Linked DNA regions of Homo sapiens: region 2 is linked to region 1. A link is an interaction called in ENCODE POLR2A ChIA-PET data of the cell type or tissue named here. Cell type or tissue: GM12878. All regions are shown on one strand. Links, peaks and the distances in the headings refer to the core of each region. The heading gives the core; the rest is flanking DNA.

The links. Peaks named below come from ENCODE experiments on the same cell type or tissue, not always from the same donor. Only the 100,000 strongest peaks of a DNase experiment are listed, where the experiment ranks them.
Region 2: POLR2A ChIA-PET joins it to region 1 with 5 read pairs; 1 of 35 experiments calls an interaction of 5 or more read pairs at or near these places.

What each region holds. Positions count from the first base shown.
Region 1 is chr6:12,063,861-12,069,356 of GRCh38, forward strand. The region is part of intron 2 of HIVEP1 (HIVEP zinc finger 1); the gene reads left to right. Among named protein-coding and RNA genes, the nearest start is that of HIVEP1, 54 kb to the left of the region's middle. In GM12878, for the core only: no CTCF peak of the experiment used is centred there; a DNase peak (open chromatin) is centred at 2,038; H3K4me3 peaks cover 2,540 bases; H3K27ac peaks cover 2,737 bases.
Region 2 is chr6:11,874,818-11,880,313 of GRCh38, forward strand. No RefSeq gene overlaps it. Among named protein-coding and RNA genes, the nearest start is that of ADTRP, 99 kb to the left of the region's middle. RefSeq lists an enhancer at 2,148-2,367. In GM12878, for the core only: no CTCF peak of the experiment used is centred there; DNase peaks (open chromatin) are centred at 2,314, 3,046 and 3,331; H3K4me3 peaks cover 704 bases; H3K27ac peaks cover 3,048 bases.

The sequences.
Region 1 (5,496 bases), core at 142-5,141:
AGACCTTCCTGAGCACTGCAAACCTTGGGTCTTAAGTTTGGGACTGCCAAGTGACTCCCATATTTAAAACTTCCATGATTTGCCTTGGTTTGAAGATTAGGTGTGATCTTGGAAAATGAGAGACCTCAGATTTTGGCAAGGAACATGCCTTGGTATAATATATAATATTCCCTCTTCCTGGATTCTTGCCAGGTTGCTTGCTCCTACCCAGGTTTCTGGCCTTGACCCTAGAGCTTTCTTCTCTAATGCATCTACTTGTAAACTAAATAATTCATTGGACACCAAATAAATTTTTTTTAATGTATTGTGACTCAGTGTTTTTGAGTCACAATTTTGAAGTTTACGGATTTCTGGAAGCAATGCATCCCTATAGTGGGAACGGCATATGTATCATAAATTTTGTAAATGGTAATGACTAAAGTATTCCAGACTCTTTCTGTGTTACAACAGTCAGGGAAACCAGATGAAGTTTCTTTCTTTCTCAGCAAATAACCTCAGCAGGCTGTTTTGGGAGCTATTTCAATAAGGTCATCACAAGCAGAACTTAATGATCGTTTGTTAACAGCAGTGGGTGACATCACCACGAATTGTAATTGCAACTTAAATGATAGTATTATAAGGTACTTTTTAGTGTTCATTATTTCAGTAGTGGTGATAAAACCTTTTTTTATTCTGCAAAATTATGCTGGTGAAATTGTATGTATCTGCATGTGTCTGTCTGTGATTTCTACCATAGTAAAATGAAACTTCAGTTTTGAGCCAGAACTGAGAACTCTTGGTTCTTAGGTCTAGCCCAAGAGAAGACAAAAGGGAAGAGAAGGGAGAGGCTACCTTTCCTGACAGCTTCATGGAGTTTTCATTTTTTGTGTGTCCCCTCCCCACGCCGTACACACACATATTCCCATTACACTTCTGTTGATCAGTTAGATCAGTTAGTGGCTGCTCTGTTTTTCCCTGCAAAAGGAATTTTTCAATTTGATTTTCCATCCCGATTTCCCAGTGGGCCTTCATGAAGCAGTCAAGACATTTTCAGTATGTTCTTTCCCTCCAACAGATGTGAATCCAGCCATATTGAGCATATGCTGTGTTTCTAGGGCTGTACACATACTGTGGGGTTGGCTCTTCTATCTTCAGGTTGCTAAAACATCTCAGATGGAAAAGAGATTCACACATAATAGATAATTTAAGGCCCAAAAAAGACCTAAATCATGGTGGACAAATTGGATGCAACTAAATGCCAAATTGTATGAACTAGGTAAAGGTCTGTGCAATGTATAGGGAGGCAAGAAACTGTTACTTTCCTGGAATCATTAGTAGGTGTTTCTGAGAGTTGGAGTTAAAGCATGTCATGAAAAACTGGTGAGTTGTGGATAAATGTTGGGACCTGGGATAGGAGAATAACTATGATAGATTCTGATCATGGCGTTTGATATTAGAGGGTGATGCAGACATGAAACAAGCAAGGTCACACACATACATTTAACACAAGAAGAGGTGGGGTGCTGTTGGTGCACACTGGAGTGCTCCCAGTTAGTGTCAGGAGAGAGCTTCAAGAGCATGTGACATTGATGCTCACACATGAAAGATGAGAAGTTGCCAGGTCAGGCAGGACGCCCTTTTGATACACACATAGAATACAGGGATGTGGCATAGAGTATCACTGTACCAGCAACTTCCCGTTCTGGAGGCAAATCTGCCTGGGTTCAAGCTGGTTCTTCCCCTGACGGGCTCTGTGAATTCGCTTCTGTGTGCCACTGTTTGCTCCTCTGGAAAATGGAGGTGAAGGGTGGTCTCCTCCCAGGTAGGTTTTGTGTGTGTGTGTGTGTGTGTGCGTGTGTGTGTGTGTGTGTGTGCATTGAATGGTTGTTACAATATAATAACTGAAAAGAGCTCTAAGTCCAGTTTTATTTTAGTGTGTTTTTGCTGTGATTTGCCTAACTTGGTTTCTATGATGCAGTTAGCTTCTGCAAATGGCAGAGCTGATAAACGATTAGAAAGCTATTTTTGGTTTGACTGGTTCAGATGTAGATGTGAAGTCCTCAGAACAGCACTCAGCACACAGGAAGCTGTTACTGTTGGATATCCCCCAGTAGGGCCTGAAGTGCGAGGGTGCGGCTGTGAGTAAGGAGAATGAGGGCTTCCCAGGCAGGTGTAAAGGAACATTGGGGAGGTGATTCTCATGAGAAGGAACACCATGAGCTTGAGGCAGCAGTGGGGGAAGGCAAGCTGTGTGCTGTGGGCATCCCTAAAAGGCAGTGTTGTTCATTCAAGAGGAGAATTTTCAAGGGGAGCGATTCTTACGCTGGATGGGAACAGATAGCTTGTGCGCTGTTTCCATTGGTTTTAAGAGCTGTGTGCGTGTGTGTTAATTCTGTGTTTTGCTGTGTATTTTACATGTATCTTAGGGAGTTTAAGAAATAGTTAATCTTGTTAAGTATCCAAATAATTGCATGATGACCATCCCTCTTGTGCTACCACATAATAACTGAAAAGAGCTTTAAGTCTTAAGTTCAGTTATATTTCTGTGTGTTTTCACCATGATTTGTCTAACTTAGTCTCTTTGTTGCAGTTAGCTTCTTAGGCAAATGGCAGCAGCTGATAAATGATCAGAAAGCTATTTTTGGTTTGACTAGTTCAGATCCATACATATGAAGTTACAAGCTTAATTACTGTTATTTTTGGCCAGAGTCCTTGGAAGTGTTGGACTTAGCCAAGTACTTCCTTTGTGAAAGAAATGACACTTGTTCATTGTTTGAATTGTGATGATTTCTCAAAGCATATGAATTTTTTGACTGCTTAGATTATGAAGATTTAGATGGGGAATTTTGTGCATTATAAATTTTATCATAAATAAATATTTGTTCGGAACCACTTTAATGTATGATGGGCCCAATATTATCATTGTCTTCTCTGAGCTATTTCTTCAAGGTAACAGTGAAAACGAATAACTAGAAGGCATTATGTTTATATATAATGGGATGGTGGATATATTTCAAACAAAGACACTGTGTGTGTGTGTGTGTATATATATATACACACACATACACTTTATTATATATACATACATACAAAATATATGTACTGTTATTTAGTTAGGCTAATGGCTTTGAACAACAATAATAATAGTAATGTGGATTCCAGATAATTTATTTTCCTGAAATATAATTTAGTGTATTTTCATCAGCAGATTTGGTGGTACATTTTCTAAGTATTAGTCTTTGGAAAATCCGTTTAGGGAATATATCTCTGAATGTGTTGGCTGGTTAGAGTTAGTGTTAGGGATAGGGTTAGGGTTTAAGTTTAATTAAAAAACTAACTTTTAAATAATGATTAATTATTAGTATTATGGATCTTGCAGTTGACTACCTATAAATTTCTTTATGTTTTAACCATTTTCTATTTTTATTGAAGTGTATCACTTAGTAGTTACTATCATTTACATTTAAAATTGTAGCATGGAAAATTAATAATTGGAATGTTACATATTTAATCTATTTCTGTGAAACTACAAAAAATTTGTGAACTTTTCTCATGAATTCTTTAAAGGAAGTTGACTGGCCGTTTAGCCATTTATTTTACAGAAATAATAATAAGGACTATTTAAACAATGTAGTTAATTTTAAAGTTTTTGAGCTTGGATTTTTTTTTTAAGGTATATTTTTCTTGTGGTTATAAAATGTTAATTCTTCCCTGCTTTTGAGTAGGCGCCAATGGCGTAGAATGGTTTGGATTTATTGCATTTATCTGATGCCAAGCTGGAGATTATTGGGTGCCCTGCCTGCTGTGTGTCCAGCTCTGTGCTGAGGACAGTGGTGAGCAACTCCTGCTTGTGTCCCCAATTCCTGCCTGTCCTCCCCAGACCATGCACTCCATGGTCTGGTGAGGGGCTGTTATGATGAAAGGAAACAACTGCTCTGGTAGGGAAGGGAAGGTATTAGGTTATGTGGGGTACAAATCAATGGCCCCCAATGTAGTCTTGAGGAATTGTAAGATGTTAGGGTGTTTGTTGGTTTATTTTGATGATAATTCCCAAATAAAGATCATATCTGTAGTTGATGACTAAAGCTGTTAGATTTTATCCATTGTATTCATTTTATTTTTCTCCCCTCTAAGACCTACTTATATTTTTCATACCTTTTTAATTTCTGATTCGTGCTGGTGAGGGGGCTGTGCTTTAGAAGAGATGCAGATTTTGAGATGAAAGAGCAGACTTCTTAACTGACCTCAGAATACTTTTTTTGTTTTTTGAGATGGAGTTTCGCCCTCGTTGCCCAGGCTGGAGTACAGTGGCACGATCTTGGCTCAGTGCAATCTCCGCCTCCTGGGTTCAAGTGATTCTCTTGCCTCAGCCTCCCAAATAGCTGGGATTACAGATGCACACCACCATGCCCGTCTAATTTTGTATTTTTAGTAGAGGCGGGGTTTCACCGTGTTGGCCAGGGTGGTCTCAAACTCCTGACCTCAGGTGATCCGCCCACCTTGGCTTCCCAAAGTACTAGGATTACAGGCACGAGCCACCATGCCCAGCCTGACCTTAGAATACTTTAACTAACACTTTTAACTAAATTAAAGGAATGTAAAGGGTAAAGAATCATGTTTTGTAATACTTATAATAGTATTATTGTCAGTTAGATGATGTTAAAATATTCTTAATTTGGAAGGAGGAAACAGGCATCAAATAAATTGGAAGTATGGAATAATGTATTGAGTTTAAGGGAGAATACTTAAGAATCTGACAGTATGCGTATATATTCATATATGTGCACACGTATTTGTGAAGATATATGTGTAAATCGTCACACATATATGTAATATGTGTATTAAGCATATAAGCAAGCAGGCACTTATATACTTTCAGGGAATTGAGACACCCAAGTTTGTTTTTTATTTGGCTGTCCATATTTACACATATGTTCATATATATTATACATACCTGTGTATTTAAATGAGTAAATAATATATCTTTAATATGAGTAATACATGAACTTAAATCAACTAATACAGAAGCATATACAATAAAAAATTGGTGTTTTCTCCCTTTACTTGCCTCTGCTCTTTATCCTTATTATCAGCCTTACCAATTTCTTGTCACTTTCCCCAGAAATGCAGCTATGATAATATTATTCTTTAAAACATGTGTGCACATACACAAAAATTGACTTATGTAATGTACAAAGTCATTAATCATTTAACAATGGGATACATTCTGAGAAATGTGTCGTTAGGTGATTTCCTCATTGGTCATTGTGCAAACACCATGGGGTGTACTTACACAAACCTAGATGGTACAGCCAACTACACACGTAGCCTATATGGTATAGCCTATCGCTCCTAGGTTACAAACCTGCACAGCATGTTCATTTACTGAATACTGTAGGCAATTACAGCACAGTGGTATTTGTGTATCTAAACAGAAAAGGTATAGTATAAAAGATAAAAAATTCATACAACCTGTATAGGACACTTACCATGAATAGAGCTTGAAGGACTGGAAGT
Region 2 (5,496 bases), core at 311-5,310, 190 kb before region 1:
TAATCTGATGTCAACATCACATTCGTCATTTCTCTCCTCTCTTTCTGGAGGATGCAATCCCAAACACACGCACAGTTATTTTCTTCTCAGCACTGACCTTAAACTTACTCTTCATAATGGAACTCGTCAAAGACAAATCATACTCTTAAAGAAGCAACAGTGATGAAATGTGTTTCAGGCTGCCCTTTAGAACAAAACAAAAGCTGCTTCTCTTAATGAGGTAAACCTTTCTCCAGCTCCCTTGCTTTAATTAGTGCTACTACATATATTAAAAGCTGTTTGTACAGGACATAGAGTTAGTGTCACATAAATAAAGAATCATGAGGAGACCAGCAGAAAGGTATAGCAGCAAAAAATTTGCCTTCTAGCTTTTCAACATTTTGGTTAATTCAACAAGGAATCTTTGCAGGGTATTGTCAGAAAAATGCCAAGACTCCATCAAATACTACTTCTATCTCTGCCACTCCAGCTAACCCCTGCAATCCTGTGGCCACTCACTCATGATTTGTAGATCATTTACTCCAGCTTTCAGAAGATTAATATAGGTTGGTTTTGCAAAAGTAAGTATGTGACAAGGTGGGCTGCAACAAGAATCAGCAGTCCTGGTTCCAACCCTTGCTCTGCTAAGAAACAGAGCCCTCTTTCCACCTAGAAAGCAGCGTATGGTTGACCGCCCTCCCTCCAAGCCCACAAAAGCACAATCCAATTACTTGCCCTGAATACTATGAGCTTCTGTCAATACACTCTCAGGGACAAGCTTAGTACTTTATGTTCTCAAAACAATTAGTCCCAGTGACTCCTGGGAAAGAGGTTATTTGTGAGGCGATTTGCAGAAAGGAAAGATTTGTTCAAAATCGGTAGTATGATAAAGCACACTGAATGCTACATCTCAAATAATCATATTACTTATTTCAAACAGAAGGCATTTCAGTGGCACTATACGTTGTCCCTGGATAACCAGGAGCTTGCTTGTCTAGTACTCTGAGGTACTGACAGAATTCTGGATTATAGTTCAGTCAGAAATAACTTGTTCTTTCCCAAGGCCAAGACAGGATATATACACACGATTATTTCATCCAGCAAAACCTTGTGGAACCCTGTGCTAACAAGCCTTCCTTTGCAGTTCCCACGTCGCCAGGTGTACTATGAGGACCTTTGCTGTTAGTACTCGCTCCCTAATGACTTCTGAAAAGTTGTAGCTTTAAGAGACTTTGTCTTTTAATTGAGGCACAATTATCTTCTAGTATTAGACCTAAAAAAAATACCTGACAGTGAATTGAAGTGAAGGTGGTCACATCTTAGGCTGATGGCTGATTTTTAAAGGGAGATCAGAAATGCTGTATACTTATGCCAATTCTGCTTTGTTGGAGGCTCCATGATTTTACCTGTTATTTGTTCTGGAATCCTTATTAAAGTTTTGATCCAAAACCAAAAAAAGAAAAAAAAGAAAGAAAGGAAGGAAGGAAGGAGGTGGGGGAGGGATGGAGGGAAGGAAGAAACGAAGGCAGGAAGGTGAGACAGAAAAGAAAAGAAAGAAAGAAAGAAAAGAAAGAAAGAAAGAAAGAAAGAAAGAAAGAAAGAAAGAAAGAAAGAAAGAAAGAAAGAAAGAAAGAAAGATTTAGAAACCAGAGCAGACTGACCGTTAATATATAAGAGACTGTCTCCATCGTTTCTCTGGGTATCTATCACAGGGTCAGTGGCAGGCAAGCTAGTCTTGGCCCCTGTCCAGAGGACTCATTCCTGTGAATCTTGGAAAATATCTTGTTATAACAAACTTATTGTATATCAGAAACCCCACTATGAAGGGTTAACTCAACGGTCCTTTTACACAGGAAAATACTTGAGGGCAATTTGTACATCCTATAATGTCTCAAAAAGGACAGTACCCAGCAAAAGATTTTGCAGTCCCTGTGTTTTAGAAATAATGTGATTCTCAAAGGTAGCCCATAATAGAAACCATCAAACAAGAGTTGTCCAGCTCTCCAGGGTGATGGGGCGGAACCATTTGATTCAGAAATCCCACTCCACAGTTCAGCAGAAAAACACAGACATGCGTCCTAAGAAATAAACGAAGGACATGAGGAAATGCTCTGGTTCTCTTTTGTCTACCCTAAAAGGTTCAGATATTTGGGGGTTTTAGCACACTCTAGTTTCATAAATAGTAGGCTAGGAAGGTTTGCTCAACCATTGAAGACTACCTACCATGCCTCCTCTGATGACCGTGAATTTGATGTTAAATGTTTCATGGGATTACCAACTGAAAAACTCTCGACTTCAGAATCACCCAAAGCTTTCACTTCCCATCTCGAGTCCCAAAATGCGTCATGAACTCAACCCTGAACCCAGGTGGCAGGCTGCATCAGAGAATTTTGAGGACGTTTCTTTCTAAACACAGGCGGATTAGAAAGCAGAGCACCCGCAAATAGGTTAATGAACCTTGGCATTGCCGGAGTTGTCAAGACCAACTGTTGAGAATTCCCGTGGAGTTAAGTAGGATGTGAATCTGGCTCTGAGTAGATATCATTACCTATGCTGTCTGACTTCCTGCTCACAGGTTTTGCAGCGCACTTGGGCTTTCACCCTTCAGCTCAACTGTTTGGTGGCAGTTGGATTGGGGGTGGCTGAGAGTATTGTTTAAAATGCTTCTCTTCATGGGCAGAGGCCTTGGTGTTTATTCTTGGAGCTGTCTTTGCCATAGAATGCTTTTTGAAAAATTCATCACACTCAATTCATGTTTATGTACCAGGAAAGCAAGCAATCAGCTTATGTTCTCAGAAAAAGAACTGGAACTGGTCATTTACAGTGTGGCATTTTGGTGCTTAATAGTCATGAGACATAGAAAAGAAGAAAAACAGCAGTAACATCCTGCGCTCTAAATGCAGAACGTCTTAGGTCCAAACCCTCAAATCCTTACTATCTTGATGACCTGCATGAAGAACATGTTCAGTGTATTCTAGTGTCAACCTCTGATTGAAACATATGATACAAACAGAAAGTGCATGTATTGTAAGTGTACCCTCCATACATCCCCATGAAGTGAACGCACCCATGTAACCATAATGAAGACCAAAAACCAGGACACTATCAGCACCCAGAAACACCACTTATGCCTTTTCTAGTCTAGCCCCTCAGGAGTAACCACTACGCTGGCTTCCAACACCTGGGGTTCTTTTTGTTTGTTTTGAACTCTACACAAATGGAATCACACAGTATATACTCTTTTTCATCCGGCTTTTTTCAAGTATGTAGAGATTGTACAAATATGTCCGTATTAACAAGCCTTTTACATCATTGTCCTGTTGACAAGGAAATCATTCATCTGCAACAGTTTGCTAGTGCAACAGTTTGCTCTCTTCACTATGAGTAAAGACATTCACACTGGAAATAAATGTATACATGGCTGCATTATATGCTTCAGCCTGCCAATAAGCATGTCCGGTTTTTAACAGGGGGAAAGGAACTTTCAGAGTGCCTTTTCCAAAGGAGTAAGATAACATGAGCTTTGCTATGCAGCCACAACAAAAAGCTGAACAGCAGGAGGATGAGTTGGGGAATTTCACTGTCTGAGCTAAAGCATAAAGCTAGTGACATGCACAAGAAAATCAGATTTAGTGGTTGAATGTTGATGTTTCAGAATGGAAAATTAGAGCTTGATGTATAATTGCAGGGAGAGCTGTTTCCTACCACTTTATTTTAGTGTATTCCCAATAAACAGGCTACTCCAGGTGATATCTTACTTCCTGCAGTTTGTAGCTGGCTTAATCAGACAAGTGACTTTTTTAGCCTCTGGTCAAGGAAGGGACAAGCATATAATAAAATCATCTTTCATGCCTGAGCTGAATTAAAACAGTACAACTTTGTCACTAATGATAAAGCAAGGCAAAGGATTTAGAACAGTCAGAGTCATAATTGCAAGCTGCAAAATAATTAAATGTTATTGCGGTATGCAAAAAATATTTAGGAGCCTGCCTTTACAGCAAATGAATTATGGGATTTTCCAATCACATGCATATGACCAACATATGCAGTTGTAGATTTTTTTGACCATGCATCAAGCCTAACAACTGGGTTCCAAGTGAATCAAGCACTTGTTTGAAAGAAATGTAATCAAATATGGATTATTTCAACAACAGCCAAAGAGTTTCTTCCTGAGTTCCCTGCCGGCAAAAAGCAGGGGATTTGCGCCACTCATTTCTGAGCAAACCACATTCCTTGAATGTGGCTGATCCCTCCCAGTCTAAACATTATTTTTTAATGTGAAACCCTGCAATTAAATCTTCTTCCCTGAAAAAAGGAAAGTTCACTGAGCAGAGAAACCAACTGCATCCCCCATTGAGAAGACTGCAATGGGAGGGGGCAGTGTTTTCTGTGGGAAGACCCACTAATGGGATGAAAACAGAAGTACATTTTGGGGGGAGGAGAAGAGGAAAATTCTTGTGCACATCTGGGGATTTCATGTATTCAAACATACACTCAAGGGTGTGTGTGTGTATGTGTGTGTGTGTGTGTGCATGCACTTGTCCCTTAGAAACAGAAAACACTGCTAATACTCAAAATGTTTTTTATGACAAGGATCAAACTTAAATAAGCTTTGCTATTGATCATATTCCTTTTACTCATGTTTCGCCTTGCTAAGGAGAGGCTTTACTAAGGAAAGCAATGGATTTATTAGTGAAATAATGAAGTGATTCATTGGACTGAAAACGGTGTCTAATGTTTCACAAATAAGATTTTCCCTTCTTGAGAAACTTATTTCCGTCATATTGAGCCAGGGTGGCTGTCTCACAGAGGGTCACTTTGGAAGAGGTCCAGAAATGCGCTTTTTCTCCTGCCCATTGCATTGATAATAGCCAGGGGATGCTTGGGAACAAGGCCTACCCATTAGAATGCAGTAAGTCTTATAAAGATTATACATGTTTATGTCACCTCCCAAAAATATGCCCTCATTGTCTTCCTAATTTAGGAGGCCTAATTCCTCAAATTAGGGTAACTTAAGACAAACTATTCTAGAATATCCTACAGTTGAAATATGTTCATTTTTCTCCCACTAGACATTTATTAAGCCACCAAGTAGGTATGGGGCCAGGTATAAGGGAAAGGAAGAGAATGCATCAATTGAGTCAGCCACAGTCTCACCTCTGGGAGGTCTTTTTAGCTGGGAAGTGACCTGATATTGTATTTTAGAAAAATCACCATAGTGGCAACTTAGAGGCTAACTAGGGGTTAGGAGAGGTGAAACATGGAGAAGATTTGGAAAGCTATTGTAAGAGTCCAGGCATGTGAGGATGAAGGCCTGGTCTCAGGTAGTGTATTAGTCTGTTTTTATGCTGCTGATAATACATACCCAAGACTGGGCACTTTACAAAAGAAAGGGGTTTAATTGGACTCACAGTTCCACATGGCTGGGGAGGCCTCACAATCATGACGGAAGGCAAGGAGGAGCAAGTCACATCTTACATGGATGGCGGCAGGCAAAGAGAGAGGTTGTGCAGGGAA